2 separate regions of the Homo sapiens genome follow, and region 2 is linked to region 1. Evidence: chromatin contacts called from ENCODE Hi-C or POLR2A ChIA-PET data. All regions are on one chromosome and are shown on one strand. Each heading gives the region's core, a stretch centred on a gene start or an enhancer-like site at or near the end of the contact. The rest is flanking DNA. Distances are from core to core; before and after follow the strand shown.

Region 1 (7,948 bases), core at 2,852-5,351:
GGATAGAACCAGAAGTCATACCTCTGCTCACCTGAGACAAATGCATATTTGACTGCTTCCTCTATTCTGTTTACTTATCTTATGTAAAAACGTAGATTCACTGAGCATGAGACAAATGCCTCTACCCTCTCCTTTCACATGTAAAATGTGGATCCACTGAACGCTGATGAAATCTTCAAAAGATTGCAACTTCTTGCCTCTTTCATCTACACTTCTTTTCTCTCCTGCCCATGTTTTCCCCTTTAAATATGGAAGCACTCAAAATCCTCTTTGGAAAAAAAGTGTGGGCCACAGATTCTATTGTGGCTAGTGGCTTTTTTTCCTGGGTGTATCATCAACCTTGGCAAAATAACTCTCAGTTGATTGAGATCTGTCTCAGATACTTTTTGGTTTACAGCATCAGCTGTCTGGACATTTGAGTTTTTCATATTTTGTATGACTCCCATGCCCATATGTACATTAATAAATCTGTATGCCTTTTTTCCTGTTAATCCATGGTCAGTTTGTTTTACAGACTCAAATTATCAAAGCTTCAGTGAAAAAAATTAAACTTTTATACACTTTGCATATATAAAATAATTTATAATTTTCCAAGTCTTCAGCTATGTACACCTATGGTCACAGTAGCATTATTCACAATAGCTAAAAGGTAGAAGCAACGTAAGTGTCCATCAGTGGATGAATAAACAAAATGTCATCGATACATGCAATGGGATATTATTCAGCCTTAAAAAGGAAGGAAAGTTGATAAATGCTTGAGGTGATAAGATACCCCAATTACCCTGATTTGATCATTACACATTGAATGTTTGTATCAAAATGACACATGTACCCCATAAATACGTACAATATTATATATCCCTAATTAAAAATAATTTTTAAAAATGAAGGAAATTCTGATACATACTACGACATGGATGAACCTTGAGGACATTATGCCAAGTGAAATACGCCAGACACAAAAGGACAATTGTCATATGATTCCACTTATATGAGGTACCTCAAGTAGTCAAAATCATAGAGACAGAAAGTAGAATGGTGGTTACCAGGGACTGGGGAAGAGAGAATGTGGAGTTATTGTTTAATGAGTAAAATTTCCGTTTGGGAAGATAAAAAATTTCTGGAGATGGAGAGTGATTATGATTGTAAACTAAATGGTTAAAATGGTAAATTTTATATGTTTTGCTATTTTTAAGGGTTTAATTTTTTTAAATTATTATTACATAAATGTCCATCAATAGAGGATCAATAACAGAAATTTTAGAAATCATACAAGGAAACACCACAGAATGAAAAACAATGAAATAGATCCACATGTGCTGGTATGGAATGCTTGCCAAGGTCACACACACACACACACACATACACACACACACACATACCCCAAGGTGATGAACAGAACAGTAGGGATGGAATGCCTCCATTCACGTTACATAGACTTTATCTGGAAAAGACTCAAGAAACTGCTAACCGCGATCAATTGCCGCTGGGCAGGGGGGACATGGCAGCATGGAGTTCAGGAGTGAGTTCAGGACTTATGTATTTCGAAAAAAAAAAACAATTCTTTTTGAAAACAGCAATCTTCTAAATTATCCATAGTACTGAAAGAGAGGAATAAAGAAGAAATAACTAGATCCACCCCTAATACCCCAGTTATGGGGATCTGAATTTCAAGAGGTCAAGTGACAAGCCAGGGAACACACTGGTGACAGAACTGAGACCAGTTACCCAGTATGTACTTTTTCTGAATGTTTGAAATATTTAATAAAACTACTTTTTTAAAAAAGTCTCTTTCTTCATTGCTAGCTTATTAAAGCAGAAAATATTGTTTTCCCCAAAAATAAACTATGTTTGGGAAAATTTTAATATTTTATAGTTTAATTTTTATGTCAGCAAGATTTCCATGTTTGGTAACATTTGCCCTTGTATATAATTGTGTTTTTAAATTTTCAAGTCTTCTTTGATGAAAGATTTTTCTAGTCCTTTACTTCCTGGTTGGGGCCTTCATTGACCATTATTTTAATTTCCATGTTTGTTGTTGTTCACATAACCGAATATGTAGAGAACAGATTTTTTTAAACAAAATAGACGTTTTTAAATAATCACAAAAAATGAGACATTCACACATGCCTGTGCATATATATCTATCCATACATATATATGGATCCTGATTTCCAATTCAACACTTTCCCACTCTGTCATCCTTTACAGACTTAAGCTGCAAAAACAGTCCTCAGTATCTCTTAAAGGCATGACTTGTTTTATTTACAGATAAAAACTCATATCCTCCACAAGGTGGTTTTCAACCAAACATCCTGCTTTAAAGTTAGTTCACCAACCACAAACTGCTAACTGTAAAATCTAGACAGTCCACAAGGTGGCACTAGATACCGTTGGTCAAAGTCCATAACCTAGTAAGGATTTCTAGAAAACAGGGTTAGAGAGGTGCCTCTGGCATCAGCAAAGATGAAAAATTGAAGCTAATATGAAAGGCATCTTGTTCCTGTCTAGAGGGACAACTTCCAGCCAAAACACATTTGAAGCTCTAATTACATACTTAAAGATTTATCCAAAATGCCAAGCATAAGTTATAGACTGCCTATGGTGGAGTGTATTTCTTCCAGTGGCAAATTTACATCTGTTCCTTTGGACACACTTCATTACTAGCATATGATCATCTTAAACATGTTTCCATAAACTCCCTCCTAGTATACATTCCCCCTAAATATATATACACACATACACACACAGACTTGAAGATTAAAAACCATGAAATGTATTTTTAGGGGATTTTTTTTGGTAAGAACTCATAATCAGATCCCTTTAAAATAATATTCACGTTACACAATAGTTAACTGTCTTCATCTTTTTGTAATTCTTAATTTTCAAGTTATGAAGATCCCACAACTAAGAATTGTTGTGGTTTAAGCCTCAACTCAGATGATAAAAATCTTAAAACTCACATAAAAAGATCTATTTCTGATCTTTATAATCTTATATCAATTTATCATACATTGGGAAACTTTATCACCAGCCCTTTAAGAAATTATAAAGGATAACACCCAGCATTTGATCTTGAATAGATTTTCAGCCAATGAATGAGCCTCAGAAATGCCTTTAAAAAGGCTGAAAATCTGAAATCATTTAAGACTTTTTTGGTGCATATTATCATGGCTTTTTTAAAGCTAAGAATCTCCTGGAGATGATTTAATAAAATGTGCTGATGCCTTGAGTACTTTACAACACACAAATTCAGTGTGATCTATTCACTTCATTCAGAAACATTTTTTGTGTGTGCAGACCGAAGAATTTTTCCCACAACAGTAAGGGTATGTGTCTTGCATCCTGATTAATTAAAGCATAACAGCATCTTACAGCCTATAATCTACTTTTTTAAGTGAGCATTTAAATTCAAAAGTACACTGTATACAGAAAACCAGGCTGTTTAAAGGACCACATCTCAATTATATTGCATATATAAATTGATTATATTTGTAAGAGTATTTTACATGTAAAACACCCCCAAAAGATTAATGGGTATATGCTTTTTAATAATGTGTTTATTTCCAGCAGTGTTTATGGTACTAAGGCCAACTTTCTTAAAATTTGAAGGGAAAATAAATATTAAAATCTACCAACAAAATTGAGAACTCACTCCAGTCCCAGGCTAACTCCAGTGATGGGGAGAACGGGCAGTGTGGGCAGCTAGGTTGATTCTACTGCCAACCTAAAAGCTTACAGTACTTGCATGATTTCCAGAAGACCATGGCAGACTGTGTGCAGACTGATGAATGGAGAACCCACAGTCATCGAGAATCGGCATCAAAATAACGTCTCAGTGATGACAATTTACCTTCTTCCCTTGATCTTCAACTCATAACCAAACAATTTTCAGACAAGACTCAGAAACCGTTTTATTAAACTGGAACACAAAATGCGTGTTATAATAATGTCAAGCCTTTATCAGAAATCAGTACATAAGTGAGGATACACAGCCAAAATGAGCCATCAACAAAAGCAGTATAAATTTTAAATAAGTTTCAGATTTCTATACTCAATATGCTAAAGAAAATAAAACCGAAAGAGTAGTTTCAATTTCACAATTCACAGTTGATTGGTTTTAATCCCATGACACGTTTGTCATTCTGCAGCCCCAGAACACAGACTTCCAAAGCAGTGACTGGCACTCCGACCCAACAGCATACACAGATCTTAAGCCTCTGTATGACATTTAGAGAAAATTTTAATAAACAACCCTAATTACACACAGTTTGGGCTGACATTTTTTAGCTATATCCTTTATCAAAGATAGTTCTAGTGAAATAGCAAAAGCAGTTTTAAAAGTTTGCCATGCCATTCAATAAAGGGTTCTAAAGCCTCCCTTGGTTTTACATTTTATTCTCTAATTTAAAACAATAACTGCATTAAAATGCAACCTTAATGGTGAAAGCAAAATCGGTTTTGCTTCTGAATCTAGAGCATATTTCCAAGGAGAAGCAACTTATTGTCCCAGCAGATATATGGAATGCTTTAAAGCAGGATCTGACATACTCCAGTAAGGCATTTCAAAGCAGACACATCATACCCAAACTAAATCATTATGGTCAGTCAAGGATACCACAGGTGAACACCAAGTAACGCAGAGTTAACGTGAAATTCTTACAAATGACACACGATTTACAAAACCCCAGAAAGGTACTCAGGTACCAAAAGAGGGCAGAACAATGACCAGCCACTCCAAAAGAGTTTTGTTCCTATACATGCCATATTTGCAGAGTAGAAACAAACTGCCCTATTTGCGCTTTGCCCTAGGATAATATCACTCATTCTGACATGTGGAGTTACTCTTCCTTAAAAAAATATATCATGTAGAGAATACACAAATAATAATAAATGATATAGAACATTTATTATTTTCACTAGTGAGGGGGTCACTTAAGCACTTACAAAGACTTATAAATGAATCATGAAGGTCATCAAAATGCAAAAACATCCAATAAATGTTGCATTATTAGTATTCAACAGTGCAGCAAGATTTTTAGCAACTGCGTCGGGCTTAATTTGGAACTATGGCCATGAGAATATGTTTAAGTTCAAAGAACTGCCAGATGTCTAAAAAAAAAAGTGTAATTAGTAAAAATATGGATTTTCCCTCCAAGGGCCCAAAGGAAGTGTTCAGTTACTTTGGAAGCCATGAATTTTATCAAACACACACAAGAATATGAATCTGGAACATTTCAATTCTGATTCAATTCTACCCATTGAATCTTCATGACCTGGAGAAAGTCACTTAAAATTCTTTAGATTTTATCTAAAGAATCTTATCCACAAAAAGTGGGCATAAAAATAAAGGCATATGTAAAAATAATTTTTTCTAAACATGACTACAATAAAGCTAAAGATGGTTACTAAGGCTTACAATTTCAACAACTCATTGTACAGTACAATCATTTTTAATTCTGCTAATTATAGCTGGAGGAAGTGTGGATAATTACAATTCTCAAGGAATTCAAATCAAATTCTTTAGAAAAATTAATAGTTTCAACTTACTAAGCTACTTAATCTGCTCTCCTAGAGTTGTTTAAAACAGCTAATTATATAGGGGTTTGACCCTTTACTCCCCTCTACCTTCTGGTAGAGCAGCTGAAAGTAGTGAAAGGAGAAGTGACAAGAGGGAGAAAAGCAGCAACAGATTGAAATGAGGTATTCGCTGATTTCATAAACCCCAATCAGTAATTTACAGTTTTTTGAAGAAGCTGCATAGTTTGGCAAAAATACATTATCAGAAGTGGGGAAAAGAAAAATTATATTGAAACTTTAAAATTTATGACAAGCACTTAAAAATGACCAATTCTAAAATAAACTTGTGTTTGAAAGGAATTGTCCTCCCTCACCCTAAGTACACACAAAAAGAGAAACTGGAAGACAAAAGTCCACAGGAGGAAAAAAAAAAAAGTATGTTAATTGGCTCAGATTATCAACTTCATACACCACTTTCAAAATAGATATTTAAACGAATACTAAACCTTAATTAATGACACCCATGCTAAGAATTTAGGGCAGTGTATTGCCTAAAATTTACTTTGGAATGTTCTTTAAAAAAAAAATCTGATGGATCGATGGATGAAAAGAGGGATAGAGAATATGAACAGATACATGGCAATACAAGTATAGTCAAATGTTGATGGCAGAATCTAGCAGTGGTTATACTGCAAAGTTTTTTCAACTTTGATATATGTCTGAAAATTTTCTTGAGAAAATGTTGAGGAACATGTTAACATTTCTATAATAAAATCAGTCTAGCAGGGCGTTTCTAAGATTCTAAGTAGTCAGGCAATTTAGAATTTTAAATTAATTAAACTAGGGAAAATTTTGCTTTTAATGGCTTCAAACCTGATTTGTGAAGATGCTTCATTTAATATAGAAATGAACTAACACAATTAATAATTATTGTGCCAGTCTCTTCGCTTTAGCTGCAAATACATAATTTTTCCCCTCTCTACAGAAGACAAGTTTGAAAATGACCACTAGAATAAAGAATTTTTCCAAACATCAGTGTCAAGCTCTTCCAATCAACCACACTGCCATTCACTAAGTACAAACGCAACACAGATCAAGGTGAAAAATGATCTCTGACTTCTGCCAGCTTGGGAAAACTGGATTCATTTTCAGAATGTATGGTTTCTGATCAATAATGACAATAGTTTTACTTGATATCAAATTGACATTTATTTAAAAAAGGGAAAAAAAAGACGTAGAACAGAATTCACACAGACCTTTGTTATTCCAAGCTCCTATTTATGAATGGTGATTAATAGCAATAATTCTGTCTCTCTTCTCTCTGTGAAATGCTAACACTTGCTAAAGGCACTCAGATTCTGGGCTTAACGGAGACAAGGTCACATGGGACCATAAGCCAGTACGTTTTTTGGTAGCTACCCAGAAAGGAAGTTTACAAATGTTCCTCCCATTCATAACGGGAAGAAAAAGTCAAACAGCTATCAGTAGAAGCGTTTTATGAGAAGCTATTTACACAGCTATTTGTCCATTCAGCCAGAGTGACAGTAACTGCTCACAATGGTAGGGGTTCTCCCCTGCCAAGAAAGCAAAAACAATAACAAAACACTTTTTATCATATATGAAACTCCTGTACAATGATTTGGCTAGAAGAAAAAAATAGTTGGTAAGGTCAAATTTGTTTTAAAACATCTGTTCAAAAGCCTGCATTAAACTTTTATCTGTCCTGACAAAACATGTCTCAATTTCTTTCTAAAGCAGCTCTATTGTCCTAGCATATGCCTCACCAAGTTCTTTAAAGGGCATTTCCAACCTTAGTTCTGACAATGAAGACACAAAGTAGGTTAGGTTCCAAAACCACCCTTCCTAGCCCTCCCTGTAGAAAATACCATGTTGCACAGTTACATGTGTCCCCTGACACAAACGACACTCATTTTACGTAGGTCACTGGACCTCAAACTGTTGTTGCTTGCTGTCCCAGCCAATTCAAGAGTGAAGGAAGATGTAACCAGACATACATATCTCCCTTTCTCCCTGTTCAAACTGTAGATAGGTAGCTATAAGCAAGCATATAGTTCTGTAGAAAAGCTTTCTAAAATGAGGTGGAAGATCTCGTGCTTCTTGTTAGCTTTTTAAGTCAGGGGAATGTAAGGATGATGTCAAATAGCCACGATTCTTCTTTTAAACTCAGGGCTTCAAAAATCCTACCTGGTTTTCTAAGTTTACCAACTAATTAAAAGGTCAGTGAAGAAGAGTTGGAGGAGGAACTTTTTCCAAATAAATGGTATAAAAAAATTATTCACCTTGCAGAATTTAGTGCAATAAGAGACAGGCAGACAAACATAAACAACATGCACATATTTACAAGTTGCAGGACATGATGCACAATGTGAAGACCAACAAAGTATTTTCAAAGCATCTTCAGTGCACT
Region 2 (7,948 bases), core at 2,419-4,918, 230 kb after region 1:
AGCCTAGGAGTTTGAGACTAGCCTGGACAACATAGTGAGATCCCACTTCTTAAAAAAAAAAGTTTAAAAAAAAGTGAGGTACAAACATGTAATCTGCAGACCATAAGATCCCTTGTAGTTATGAGAACCGAGCTACAAAGTTGCCTCTGGGTTTCCTAGCAGCCAAAGCAATGAAGGAAACACAACCAGATACAAGACTCCTGGCGTCCATTAAATGAAAGTAAGCTGGTTGATCAGGAGCAGCACAGCTTCTCCTGGTGCTAATACCAGAGAGAAGCTTCTTCTGGAATTCTTCCAACAGTGGCACTGTGTGCTATAGTAAATGGTGACTTCTACATCTTTCCCCTAACAATGGTAACCTAGGAATGGCAGGAGATGAATCATAAATAACAGAAGTAGGCCACTCTCTTCCTTTTTTATGACCCCTTTCCCTCACTGAACTCCTAGGCCTTCCTCTTCCACTCCCCCTGGGCCTCCTGTTGCTCTTTGGCTGTCCAAAAAAAAAAGGGCTGTCCAAAAATAAAGCAATGTCCAAAAAGCACCCCTTGCCTTCCTTTTACCCTGAACTGACCTGGCCCCAGAGTACCACATGTTGTGTGGGCCATCCTACAAAATTAAATAGCCCCTCCCCTTCCCTAATCAGAACCCCCATTCCCCTCATTTCAGCAAACATCATTTAGGTATTAAGAAGCAAGTCTTACGTCAGAATGACAGGCATATTATTTACCGGCTATGTGAACTTGGGCAAGTTACTTGGCCTTTCTGAGCCTCAGCTTTCTCATTTATAAAATGAAAACTAAAATAACACTTCCATCATGGGCTGCTGTAGGTTTAAGTAGGATAAAATATAGTATGTATTGAGCATACAGCATATACTTAATAAGTAGCAACTAAAGTTGACCCTTGAACAATTCAGGGGTTAGGGATGCCAACACCACACCCCCAAACCTGCAGTCGAAAATTTGCATATAACTTTTGACTCCTCAAAAATTTAACTACTGGTCAGGCATGGTGGCTCATGCCTGTAATCCCAGCACTTTGGGAGACCAAGGTAGAAGGATGACTTGAGCTTAGGAGTTCACGACCAGCCTGGGCAACATAGGGGGATCCCATCTCTACCAACAATTTAAAAATTAGCCAAGTATGGTGGCACACACCTGTGGTCCCAGCTACTTGGGAGGCTGAGGCAGGAGGATCGCCTGAGCCCAGGAGGTCGAAGCTGCAGTGAGCCATGATTGAACCACTGCACTTCAGCCTGGGTGACAGAGTGACACCCTGCTTCAAAAAAAAAAAAAAAAAACTTAACTACTAATAGCCTACTGTTGACTGGAAGCCTTACCAATAAACAGTTGATTAAGACATATTTTGTATGTTTATATGTATTATATACTGAATTCTTACAATAAAATAAGCTAGAATAGCCAGGCACAGTAGCTTATGCCTGTAATCCCACTGACTCAGGAAGCTGAGGTGGGAGGACTGCTTGAGCCCAGGAGTTCAAGACTGCAATGAGCTGTGATCACACCACTGCACTCCAGTGTCACAGAGCAAGACCCCGTCTCTTTTTTTTTTTTTTTTTTTTTTTGAGACAGAGTCTCGCTCAGTCACCCAGGCTGGAGTGCAATGGCGCAATCTCGGCTCACTGCAAGCTCCACCTCCTGGGTTCACACCATTCTCCTGCCTCAGCCTCCTGAGTAGCTGGGACTACAGGTGCCCGCCACCGTGCCCAGCTAATTTTTTTGTATTTTTAGTAGAGACGGGGTTTCAGCATGTTAGCCAGGATGGTCTCGATCTCCTGACCTCGTGATCCACCCATCTCGGCCTCCCAAAGTGCTGGGATTACAGGCGTGAGCCACCGCGCCTGGCCCAACCCCTTCTCTTAAAAAAATAAATAAATAAGCTAGAGAAAAGAAAATGTTATTAAGAAAATCATGGCCAGGCATGGTGGCTCACGCCTGTAATCCCAGCACTTTGGGAGGCCAAGGCGGGCAGATCACAGGGTCAGGAGTTCAAAGGTCAGGAGTTCAAGACCAGCCTGGCCAACATGGTGAAACCCCATCTCTACTAAAAATACAAAAATTAGTGGGCATGGTGGCAGGCGCCTGTAATCCCAGCTACTCAGGAGGCTGAGGCAGGAGAACTGCTTGAATTCGGGAGGCAGAGGTTGCAGTGAGCCAAGATCGTGCCACTGCACTCCAGCCTGGCGACAGAGCAAGACTCCGTCTCAGAAAAAAGAAAAGGAAAGAAAATCATAAGGAAGAACAAGATCATGTCATTTGCGGGGACATAGATGAAATGAAGCTGGAAGCCATTATCCTCAGCAAACTAATGCAGAAACAGAGAACCAAACACTGAATGTTCTCACTTAAAAGTGGGAGCTGAATGATGAGAACACATGGACACCTAGAGGGGAGCAACACACACTGGGGCCTCTCAGTGGAGTAGGGGGAGGGAGAGCATCAGGAAGAATAGCTAATGCATGCTGGGCTTAATACCCAGGTGATGGGTTGATCTGTGCTGCAAACCACCATGGCACACGTTTACCTTTGTAACAAACCTGCACATTCTGTACATGTACCCCGGAACTTAAAACAAAAATTGAAGAAAAAAAATCATAAGGAAGAGAAAACATGTTTACTATTTACTAAATGGAAGTGGATCATCATAAAGGTCCTCTCCCTGTCCTCTTCATGTTGAGTAGGCTGAGGAGGAGGAGAAAGAGGAGGGATTGATCTTACTGTCTCAGGGGTGGCAGGCACAGAAGAAAATCCATTTATAAGTGGATTCCCGAAGTTCAAACCCATGTTGTTCAAAGGTCAACTGTATCACTACATATATTGAATAAAGAACCTAATTAAAAGGAAGGAAACTAATATGTATTGAGCAACTACTATGTGCCAGGTAGACACTGTCAAACTCAAAAAATTCAGACTCAAAAAACTTTTATTGTGCTCACATACAAGGTTTAACTCTCTCTTGGAATACCAACATTTTAAGGGGAGGATTTATGACCTAAATGAAGAAACTATAATTTGTGGATTACGTGTTTGGAGGTATATATAGATTATGAGATGGGAGGAGGCAGTGCAGGGAAATATCTTTGACCTTCTCGCCACCTCTTCCTCCACACCCAGCTGCCCCCAGCACTGACAGCGGAAGAGGAATTGTATTTTTCTTTTTCTAGACCATGGCAGAGAGTCACAGATTGAGAAACCAAAGCCAGCCTCTCCTCCTTTACCGCTGTGCCTGGATCTTATCTGAATTGGAAACTCTAGATTTCCTTCCTCTGTTTCTTACCTGAGCATAAAAGGCTTTAGAATGGTTGTTCCGAGCAAGAAGAACATTAGGACTGAGAAGCCCATCATGGCAAACCCCAGCATCACGGCTCGGTCCTCTCCAGCACTGGATGGCAGCCTCTTGTGCACATCTAGTGGGTCTCCATCACTGTAGTCTGTCTCTCTCTTCTTCCCTGAGGCAGGAAAGGCTGTCCTTTGGGGAAAGGGAGAAGGAGATACTGCAGTGAGCTCATAAAGAAGGGGGAACATTTCCAATCCATGGGGACTGGAGGGATAATCTCATTTGCTGCCTACCTGTGTCTCGTGAGCAGGATGAATGCAACAAAATGAAATCCCAGTTCAGAGCTTGGTGAAAAGTCCATCTAAATAAGCTAAAGTGATGTGTAATCAAGTATTTTTAAAGATATTGTAGCAAACAAGCCTAAGAAATGTTGCCTCATGCAAGTCTGTAGAGATCTGTTTAATCAATAACTAGAGAATGTTGTATGTAAATAAGTGTTACGAACTTTGTTATCTTTCAGGGATATTGCACGTCCCTCCTGAAAATTTGTTTACATTCTCCTTTGAATTCCACATGGAAAGAATGACTCAAAAAGTTCACATTTGGAATTAACAGCGTCCTGAACAGGGTTTGACTTATTCTTTCATATTCACCTGTTGGAAAGGCAGCATATCCACCACCAGAATTTCTGGCCACTGCCCAGTCCACTCAGAATTATGAAGTTGTCATGGCTTCTTTGCTCCTCTCACCCTCCTTCTCCTCCTCTCTGGCCACTCATGGTTCTGCATAAGTGTCCCTTCATTTCTTCTCTCCTCTCTCCACTGTGCCTGCAAACCTGCTCCAGCAAAGGATGAGATACATTCTCGCAGGGCAGGGTGTCTGGTGAACAGAAGAGTCCAACACAAAGGTCGCAAACCGGTGGGCATGGCGGCATCCAGCCCACAGATGTGTTTTGTTTGGCCTTCTCTGTCGTTTTTTGTTTTTGTGTTTTTTGGTTTTTTTTGAGACGGAACCTCGCACTGTTGCCCAGGCTGGGTACGATCTCAGTTCACTGCAACCTCCTCCGCCTCCCAGGTTCAAGCGATTCTCCTGCCTCAGCCTCCCTAGTAGCTGGGATTACAGGCGCCGGCCACCATGCCCAGCTAATTTTTGTATTTTAAGTAGAGACAGTGTTTCACCATGTTGGCCATAATGGTCTCGAACGCCTGACCTCATGATCCACCCACCTCAGCCTCCCAAAATGTTGGGATTACAGGCGTGAGCCACTGCACCCGGCCTGGTTTATTATTATTTTTTTAATGTGGGATAACTTGTTAAGACCTTAAAAATCATGACATTTCTCATAAAAATGCTGAGTTCTGACTTTGGAAATAATCCCAAGATGCACGTCCCTGCAGATGAACAGCGGGCCCAGCAGAGCAGTGGCTGCCCCTGTGGAAGGTGTGTTCTCTAGTTTGCCAAAATCCCTCCACTTCCTACAGTGTCACTGATTTGCCATTCCCTGCTCAGTAGCCATTTGAGTTCCAGAAGTATCTCCATTTTAAGAAGCTTAATGAAATCTTAAGCCAAACAAATGCAGCACTAATGGTAGAAACACAGGCTCCATCAAGCTTCCTAAAAGCTTACTGCATTTTAAAGTCAAGCAAAAACCCCATCAAGGAAATTACTGGTTGTTTTTTTCCCACAAGCATAGTTTATGCCTTATCCCACATCCTTCCCCTTCCCTCTCCCTAGCTCCCTTTTCCCCCAGCAACATCTTTAGGTTCTAAAGCGAGTAAAAGGAATGTCAGACAATCCAGAATGTTCCAAGAGCCTGTGCCAGGAAGCACCAACCTCAGAAGGTGGGGCACTCCATGGTTAACACTTCTTTGGGACCCGAGGATCTAGTTTAGGAATTTTTAGTTGTCTTTGATATTTTACTCATCCCCTATCATCCTACCACCAGAGAAGGGGCATGGAAAAAAAATTTAATGAAATTTGAACCTGTACTTTTTTTTTTTTTTTTTTGAGATGGAGTCTCCCTCTGTCACCCAGGCTGGAGTGCAGTGGGGCAATCTCGGCTCACTGCAACCTCCGTCTCCCGGGTTCAAGCCATTCTCCTGCCTCCGCCTCCTGAGTAGCTGGGACTACAGGCGCCCACCACCACGCCCGGCTAATTTTTGTATTTTTAGTAGAGACGGGGTTTCACTGTGTTAGCCAGAATGGTCTCCATCTCCTGACCTCGTGATCCACCCACCTCGGCCTCCCAAACTGCTAGGATTACAGGTGTGAGCCACTGCACCCAGCCACATTTTCTAATTTATCAATAAATATGACAGATTGATTAAAAGAAAGTTTTAGCCCTAAAGTAGAGTTTGATGGTTTTTGTAGTTTCCAGGACCCAATATCCTGCATTTTCCCTTGTGCTCTAAAGCTGGACTTTAGTTGCTCTGTAGCGTAAGGTATCCCAGAGGTTTATTGTAAGATATCCTTGGAATCCATGGGTGAAGAGGCTTATAATGAGGTCGCTCTTCTAATGCATCTCTAATACATTCTTTAACATACCCAATTATAATGGTATGTTATAAAAAACCGGCATAACCCGATTCTGATCTAATTTAGGAATAAGACAGACCTGTACTGTCCTAGACAAGACTTTTTATTTATAATTTTTCTGCCCACTTTGTTCCAAGGCTTTATGAAAAGTTGACAACTTCATAAGTCACTTGGAAAGAAGTTATTTCATGTGTGGGGAAGGGATAATATAAAATAATCATAAAAAACTAAAACATAGATAGGTTTGGCCAGGTGCAGTGGCTCATGCTTGTAATCCCAGCACTTTGGGAGGCCAAGGTGGGCAGATCACCTGAGCTCAGGAGTTTGAGACCAGCCTGACCAACATGGTGAAACCCTGTCTCTCCTAAAAATACAAAATTTAGCCAGGCACGGTGGCATGCGCCTGTAATCACAGCTTCTCAGGAGGCTGAGGCAGGAAAATCGCTTGAACCCGGGTGGCAGAGGTTGCAGTGAGCCAAGATCATGCCACTGCACTCCAGCCTGGGCGACAGAGTGAGACTCCATCTCAAAAAAAAAAGTAAATAAATAAATTTAAAAATTTTTTTAAAAAGCCCACATAGATATGTTTTTATTATTGTAAAAGTAACAGGCTTCTGTTTCAGTGGTATGGTACACTAGACACCCACTCTAACTACAGACAACTAAAACTTCTGGCCAAAGCTTAAAAAGAATTGGAAATACTCAAAAGACAAAAACTATGTGAAAGTAGGAACCCAGAAAGGAAGGTGGACAGAAGTCAAGTTTTAACTTGAGGGCATTTGCGGAACTTGGTGAACTTGAGCTTTTGTTTCACAGTTTATAGGGTCACAGGGACAGGAGACAATGTCCAGGGTCTATCCGAGGTATGTAGTTTAATATACCATCCAACTAGAGCTGGGACCCCAAAGGACTTAAAAGTCAGTGTCAGGTTGAACTGGAAATAGCCCCTCTCCCTTCACCCACACCGTACCACTCCATAGGAAATGGCAAGGAAAATGCCTTTCTCAAACCTTAACACTGACTAAAAGAGGAAAACTACAATCTCCCCTGAAATTTTAGATAATCCTCAAGGGGATCCTCAAGGGAGTTTACAGCCTGAATTCATACTACCTGGGTAATACAAAAATCTCAAGCTAAGAATTTCGTGTAATGTTGTTTAAGTAGGTAGTGCCCTCTGCAACCTGGCAAATTTAAATACGTATGTTCTCTGTAGGCACACACATTTAACTTAGGCCTTAAAAGAATTCTATAGGCCAGGCGCAATGGCTCACGCCTGTAATCCCAGCACTTTTGGAGGTCGAGGTGGGCGAATCATGAAGTCAGGAGATCGAGACCATCCTGGCCTACATGGTGAGAAACCCTATCTCTACTAAAAACACAAAAAATTAGCTGGGCGTGGTGGCACGTGCCTGTAATTCTAGCTGCTGCGGCAGGAGAATCCTTTGAACAAGGAGTCGGAGGTTGCAGTGAGCCAAGATTGCGCCACTGCACTCCAGCCTAGCGACAGAGCAAGACTCGTCTCAAATAAAATAAAATAAAAAAAGAAGACGTATATAAATGTCCAAGGAGTATATGCACTCATTTAGAAGTCATAAAACACACAACAGCCAGGCGAGGTAGTTCATGGCTATAATCCCAGCACTTTCAGAGGCTAAGGCAGGTGGATCACCTGAGGTCAGGAGTTTGAGACGAGCCCGGCCAACATGGCTAAGCCCTGTCTCTATTAAAAATACAAAAATTAGCCAGGTGTAGTGGCAGGCACCTGTAATCCCAGCTACTCGGGAGGCTGAGGTGGGACAATCACTTGAACCCAGAAGGTGGATGTTGCAGTGAGCTGAGATCGTGCCACTGCACTTCAGTCTGGGCAACAGAGCAAGACTCTATCTCAAAAAAAAATGAATAAATAAATACATAATAAAAAATAAAATAAAAGTCATAAAACACACAGGAAATCAAGGCGTTTGAGTGCAAAAAAAATAGACCACAAAATGAGATCCACGAAAAATTTCAGATATTTGCATAGAATATAAAATACACATCTGTAACATATTTAAAGAAATAAAGGAAGGATCCAAAATGTCAGAAATCAAGGAATTCTAAAATGTAGAGCTAATAT

Evidence for each region. A loop is a pair of places that touch in the nucleus more often than their neighbours do. ChIA-PET counts read pairs that join two places held with the same protein, here RNA polymerase II (POLR2A). Pooled maps may share reads with other maps.
Region 2: a map of K562 shows a loop between it and region 1 (2.7-fold over the local background). The contact joins the promoter of KCNMB3 here to the enhancer-like site in region 1. A Hi-C loop is called at or near these places in 3 of 168 maps with a recorded cell type or tissue (B cell, GM12878 and K562), 13 of 37 single-sample maps with no recorded cell type and 11 of 50 pooled maps. POLR2A ChIA-PET finds 5 or more read pairs at or near these places in 4 of 52 experiments (CD4-positive, alpha-beta T cell, GM12878, H1 and 1 more).

The regions. Positions count from the first base shown.
Region 1 is chr3:179,013,335-179,021,282 of GRCh38, forward strand. ZMAT3 (zinc finger matrin-type 3) reads right to left here. Exons shown (of 6, transcript NM_022470.4): 6 at 3,889-7,948. Among named protein-coding and RNA genes, the nearest start is that of ZMAT3, 54 kb to the right of the region's middle. RefSeq lists an enhancer at 3,964-4,073. Within about 2 kb of position 4,102, at least 2 of the 41 ENCODE cell types and tissues checked have a DNase peak (open chromatin) inside an H3K27ac peak, as active enhancers do; they include B cell and GM12878, where a contact is called at or near this core.
Region 2 is chr3:179,247,446-179,255,393 of GRCh38, forward strand. It overlaps KCNMB3 (potassium calcium-activated channel subfamily M regulatory beta subunit 3), which reads right to left and starts at 3,669. Exons shown (of 3, transcript NM_171830.2): 1 at 3,298-3,669. The coding sequence starts at 3,545.